2 separate regions of the Homo sapiens genome follow, and region 2 is linked to region 1. The links are chromatin contacts, found by Hi-C or POLR2A ChIA-PET in ENCODE. All regions are on one chromosome and are shown on one strand. The core of a region is the stretch at or near the end of the contact, and the rest is flanking DNA. Distances in the headings are between cores, read along the strand shown.

The links. Hi-C counts contacts between places; a loop is a spot of excess contacts on that map. ChIA-PET counts read pairs that join two places held with the same protein, here RNA polymerase II (POLR2A). Pooled maps may share reads with other maps.
Region 2: a map of GM23248 shows a loop between it and region 1 (1.9-fold over the local background). The contact joins two enhancer-like sites. A Hi-C loop is called at or near these places in 5 of 168 maps with a recorded cell type or tissue (CD4-positive, alpha-beta memory T cell, GM23248, OCI-LY7 and 2 more), 17 of 37 single-sample maps with no recorded cell type and 19 of 50 pooled maps. POLR2A ChIA-PET finds 5 or more read pairs at or near these places in 17 of 52 experiments (CD4-positive, alpha-beta T cell, CD4-positive, alpha-beta memory T cell, OCI-LY7 and 9 more).

Annotation. Positions count from the first base shown.
Region 1 is chr2:225,000,805-225,003,525 of GRCh38, forward strand. All of the region lies in intron 1 of DOCK10 (dedicator of cytokinesis 10), which reads right to left. Among named protein-coding and RNA genes, the nearest start is that of MIR4439, 8.4 kb to the right of the region's middle. Within about 2 kb of position 1,412, at least 6 of the 41 ENCODE cell types and tissues checked have a DNase peak (open chromatin) inside an H3K27ac peak, as active enhancers do.
Region 2 is chr2:224,908,716-224,911,415 of GRCh38, forward strand. All of the region lies in intron 3 of DOCK10 (dedicator of cytokinesis 10), which reads right to left. Among named protein-coding and RNA genes, the nearest start is that of MIR4439, 100 kb to the right of the region's middle. Within about 2 kb of position 1,381, at least 19 of the 41 ENCODE cell types and tissues checked have a DNase peak (open chromatin) inside an H3K27ac peak, as active enhancers do.

The sequences.
Region 1 (2,721 bases), core at 162-2,661:
GTCTGTACTAAAAATACAAAAATTAGCTGAGCATGGTGGCTTACGCCTGTAATCCCAGCTACTCGGGAGGCTGAGGCAGGAGGATCGCTTGAACTGAGGACGCAGAGGTTGCAGTGAGCCGAGATCGTGCCACTGCACTGTAGCCTAGGCAAGAGTGAGACTCCATCTCAAAAAGAAAAAAAATTAATCACTAGAAGCTATTGTGTTAATCTGGCTAATGATGTGTTAATTGGAGTTAAACTATGAAGTGGCTTAGTGCTGTTTTGTGTCAACAGTGGGATGCCAAACATTATTATGGGCAGTGATATTTTATCAGTACTTTAAAGTGACTGGTTAGCTACTAATAGTAGAAATAGTAGCAGTAGTCTGGCCACATTCAGGGTATATGCATTTATCAGTAAGTACATAGATGAACTAGCAGGTAGGTGCTCGGGACTTTGGTAAGTCATGAATGAAAAGAGCTACACAACAATATACAACAGACCTTTTTTTTTTTTTTTTTTGAGACGGAGTCTCGCTCTGCCACCCAGGCTGGAGTGCAGTGGCTTGATCTCAGCTCACTGCAAGCTCCGCCTCCCGGGTTTACGCCATTCTCCTGCCTCAGCCTCCCAAGTAGCTGGGACTACAGGTGCCCGCCACCATGCCTGGCTAATTTTTGTGTATTTAGTAGAGATGGGGTTTTACCATGTTAGCCAGGATGGTCTTGATCTCCTGACCTTGTGATCCACCCGCCTCAGCCTCCCAAAGTGCTGGGATTACAGGTATGAGCCACTGTGCCTGGCCAGTATACAACAGACTTTCTATAATAGAGTTTTATTTGCAATACTGTGGAAGGGCAGTGTCTTAGTCCATGCAGGCTGCTATAATAAATACCATAACCTGGGTGGTTTATAAACAACAAAAATTAATTTCACACAGTTCTGGAGGCAGGAAGTCCATGATCGAGGCGTCGGCAGGTGTGGTGTCTGTGAGGGCCTGCCTCCTGGTTCACAGATGGCATCTCCTTGGTTTGTCCTCACATGGTAGGAGGAGCAAATGAGCTCCCTTGAGCCTGTTTCGTAAGGGCACTAATCCCACTCCTGAGGGCTCTGCCCTCATGACCTAACCATCTTCCATAAGGCCCCACCTCCTAATACCACCGTCTAAGGAGTTAGGATTTCAACATGTGAATCTGGGGGGAGATGGTAAGGCGACACACATAAGCAACCCATAGCCAAGAGAGAGGGAGCGTAATTCAGTCAGGGGGATTCCATATGGCTTCTCAGAGTCTAAGCTATTTGACCTGGGCCGTGAAGGATGAATAAATGACACTTGGGAGGAAAAGTGAGTTAGAGTATTTCAAATGTGAAAGGCTATGTGGCTCACGAAGGCATCTGACTTTTGAAGGCCGATACCACTTGTTTACCTGATGCTAAACTCTCCCTATATTAGCACTGCCCCCTGCTGTCCATTGTGAGAAGAGGTCTGAAAGGACAAATGCATCCTTTTTGCCATTTTGCCCTTTAAAAATGAACAGACTGTCATCCTCAATATCACTTATTTGTAGTATCATTTCTTCAAGTTTCCATTACCAAGTGGCATGCTGAATAAAAGCAGGCACAGACCAAGAACAGCAATGACAACACGGCTTTCTCAGTGAGTTTACATAGATGTAAGCCTGATTCCACCTCTTAGGGTCCTTTATTGATAGATAAGTCATACATTTCTTTGGCCTCAGTAGTTGAGATTTAGTCAGCTCTTCAGCTCTCTTTAACTGTTAACTGATGAGAATATTTGGAGACAGAAAATGTCTCAGTGACTCCTCATCATAGTGAGACAATGGCCACGCCATGCCACGAGGAGCTAGTTGCATGGGCAGGCAGGTGTAAACATCCACATATGCAGAAAGAAAAAAGCCAGCAGCTGGCATCTCGTCACCCACAGCTTCCAGAAACAGTCTGGAATGTTGTTGGATGCTCAACACTGCAGAATTGGTATGAACCACATCAGTGTGGTCTGTCTTGCATGATCGGGCAGGTGTAAACATCCACATATGCAGAAAGAAAAAAGCCAGCAGGTGGCATCTCGTCACCCACAGAATGTTGTTGGTCGCTCAACACTGCAGAACTGGTATGAACCACATCAGTGTGGTCTGTCTTGGGGCAGACAGCAAGAACCGAGAAATGACCAGGGTAAATTCTGAGAGTGACAAATTCCATCTCTATTTGAGAATGGGAAGGAATTTGAAGGTTACATTTTTATTTTTATTTTATTCTATTTTAGAGACAGGGTCTCACTTTATCACCAGGCTGGAGTGCAGTGGCATGATCTCAGCTCACTGCAGCTTCGACTTCCTGAGCTCAAGTGATGCTCCCACCTCAGCCTCCCGAGTAGCTGGGACTATGTGTGTACCACCACACCTGGCTAATGTTTGTATTTTTAGTAGAGGCAGGATTTCACCATGTTGCCCAGGCTGGTCTTGAACTCCTGGACTCAAGTATGCATCTGCCTCGGCTTCTCAAAGTGCTGGGATTACAGGTGTAAGCCACCGTGCCTGGCTGGAAGGTTACATTTTTCAGTTTGAGTTTTGGGTAAACATCCCCATGGAGATCCTAAGTTCACTGATGGTGGTGTGGGACCTTTTATGATTCCACTAGAATGCTGATCTTGGGAGTAGAATTCTCCTTAGAACCGTGGCTGATGCAACTCGAATCAGAAGAAAGACCCACAATCTGGAAATCC
Region 2 (2,700 bases), core at 131-2,630, 92 kb before region 1:
TGAACTCCTGAGATCAAGTGATCCTCTTGCCTTGGCTTCCCAAAGTGCTGGGATTACTGGTATAAGCCATTGCACCCAGCCTGCTTCTGTTCTTTCAATGTTATCATACCTCCTAAGTCCCCAAGAGTTTTATGCCATGATCAAAATGAGACTTGGATGAAGTCTCCTCACTTATCATTATTCTACTCCCGCAGCAGCATTGGTTTTCAGAAATCAGAGAGGGCTTTGTTGTCAGAGTAACTTGCTACCTTAGTACTTTGTCAGTATTTCTCTCAGCCATTCAGCTGAAGTGGTCCCTAGACCTTTGTTCCCTCTTGAGCCACTGTATTGTTCTCAATTCTTTGCTCCCTCATCTCCTTTTGTTAAGAGAGACTGAACCAAGAGCTTGGTTTTAATTAGTATGCTGAGCTTTCTTCCAACTTTATATGATCCCTTTGTGTATATTAAAATAAAAGCTTCGTTATAGAAGTTTTGCTTAGGAAGTTTGCATCCTATTTCTAGATCACTTTAATTGCCCCCCTCTCCTCCTCAAACCCCTTGTGGGAGTGGTGCTTGTTTTATCACGGAAGTGTTTAGATATTTTTTATGGTTATGGATGTTCATTTTAAGCCACTTAAGCAGATTCAGATAAAGACAATGCTCTCCAGTAGTTGTTTTCCAAGTGTTTTCATACTATTGCTATATTTATTTTCAGAATCACAGCATTAGGATTTTTCATATCCCTATTTAAAGATGGAAAAACTAAGGCAGAAAAGTTAATAGTTTGCCAAAATGAAGGATACGTTCCCTTGTGAGGAGTGGAAGTACCCTCATCCAGTCAGGCTAGTGAGCATGTGGTATAAAGGAACTTATCAAAGGATCAGAGACAATAAAATGTGTAAGAACATGGAATATTATGTCAAAGATAGCAAAGCCTTAATTCTGGCTCTGTGTGAACTTGGGCGAGTTCATTATTCACTCAGAGCCTGTTTTCTAGGCTGCAAAATGAGGTAGTAATACCTATTTCACAGAGTTCTCAAAAGTTTTCACATACACACAATGTATAAGCAACTGTGTACTCAACTAGAGCTTGATGTTAACATGCAGTGTTTTAATGGATGTGAAATAAGCCTATGCTTTTGTGTGGGGAATGTTTAATTTTACATTTAAGAGATAGGGAGGAGAATTAATAACAGATAAAACAGAAAAGGAAGAAGCTGTTCATTTTAGTGAACTTCCATTAAAATATGATGTCATTGAAGATTAAAAAAAAGAAAAGAATGCCTAATGCCTTTCATGAGAAGCTGAGAATTGTCAAAGTAGAGAGCAGTGAGAGAAAACTCAAATTTTTTACTGAGCTGGATGTGTTGAAACTAGATTCTTGCCAATCTGTTGCCTAGCAACCATGGTATTTGCCCTTGCCACCCCACAGTGAGCCGCAGGGCAATGTAGCACAGGGTGGACCAATAACGTTGCTTAATACACTTGTGGTAGGTCAAGCAAGTGTTTCTACAAAGCTCTACAAACGTCAATGAATTCATTTCAGTGCTAGCATAATCTAGTTTCAAAAATCCAGCCAATGTTCCTGAAAGTGTGGCCCACTGACTGTATGCATCAGAGTCACCTGAGCAGAAACCACAGTGGGGCTGTGAGGGTGAAGACTCAGAGAAGTTTTCTTTCCAGAGGAACATAGCAATTTTATAGCAAAACACCCTATTGGCAGTTAGCATCGCAGTTAGGAGCCCAGGGACGGAGCTGGTGGCATGTGTCCAGATGTTGGATCTGTCTATTCCTGGTTGTCTAATGCTGGCTGGGCAAGTTTCTTAATATTTCTATGACATAGTTTCCTTGTTATTAAAAGGTGATAATGATGATAATAACAAACATATGTTTGTAATTGCTACAAGTAAAGGGCTTAGAAGTGTATCTGGCACAAAGTAAGCAGTCAATAAAGGTTAGCTGCTATTAGCAATTGGGGTCAAGACTTTTTGCAGTGTAATTCTCTGGGACCATTTCCCAGTCTTAGCTCAGCTCTTTGGTGACCTCTTTCTTCTTATCTGCTGTCTCCAGGCCTGACTATTCATGTTCCATTATCATCACGGGATATTTGTAAGCAGGGCTTATCTTCTTCCCATCCTATGAAGCACAGGTTTCACTTTATCTTTATCCTTAAAATCAAGGACTACTATGGGAGTTTTTGCAGGGTTTTCAGTACTAGTGACACAGAAAAATTAGCAGGGAATAAGGTAGTTTTGTCCCAGTCTTCCTCCTTTCTCTCTCCCTTTTTTTTTTCTATTTTAGATCCATACAGTTGAGAAAAAATATGATAAGAAGATTCATTCATGTTGCCCAAGAGAGTTGAATGTTCTGTCCTGAGCTTTGCAACATAAAAGTTTAGCATATATTTGGGATCTAGGGCGAAAGGCACTCTACTTGGTTTCTCCTTGGAGCAGTTCTTAGAGAAGTAAGACGCTGAGGTACAAGAGAGAAAAGAAGTCTACAAGCAGTTGAAAGGGAATTAAGGTGGGAACAAAAGTGAAGGTGAGAAATTTCCCCCAAGGAGCAATAATAAAATAAAGGCAAATTTTGTTGTCAACTTGTCCTCAGCTGAAGGTGACATTCTCAGAGAACTACGGATAGATGAAAAGATCTATCTGGACATTTGAAGTTGTGAGGTAGAAGCTCTTGAAGCACAAGCAAAACTGAAGGCCTCTGGGAACC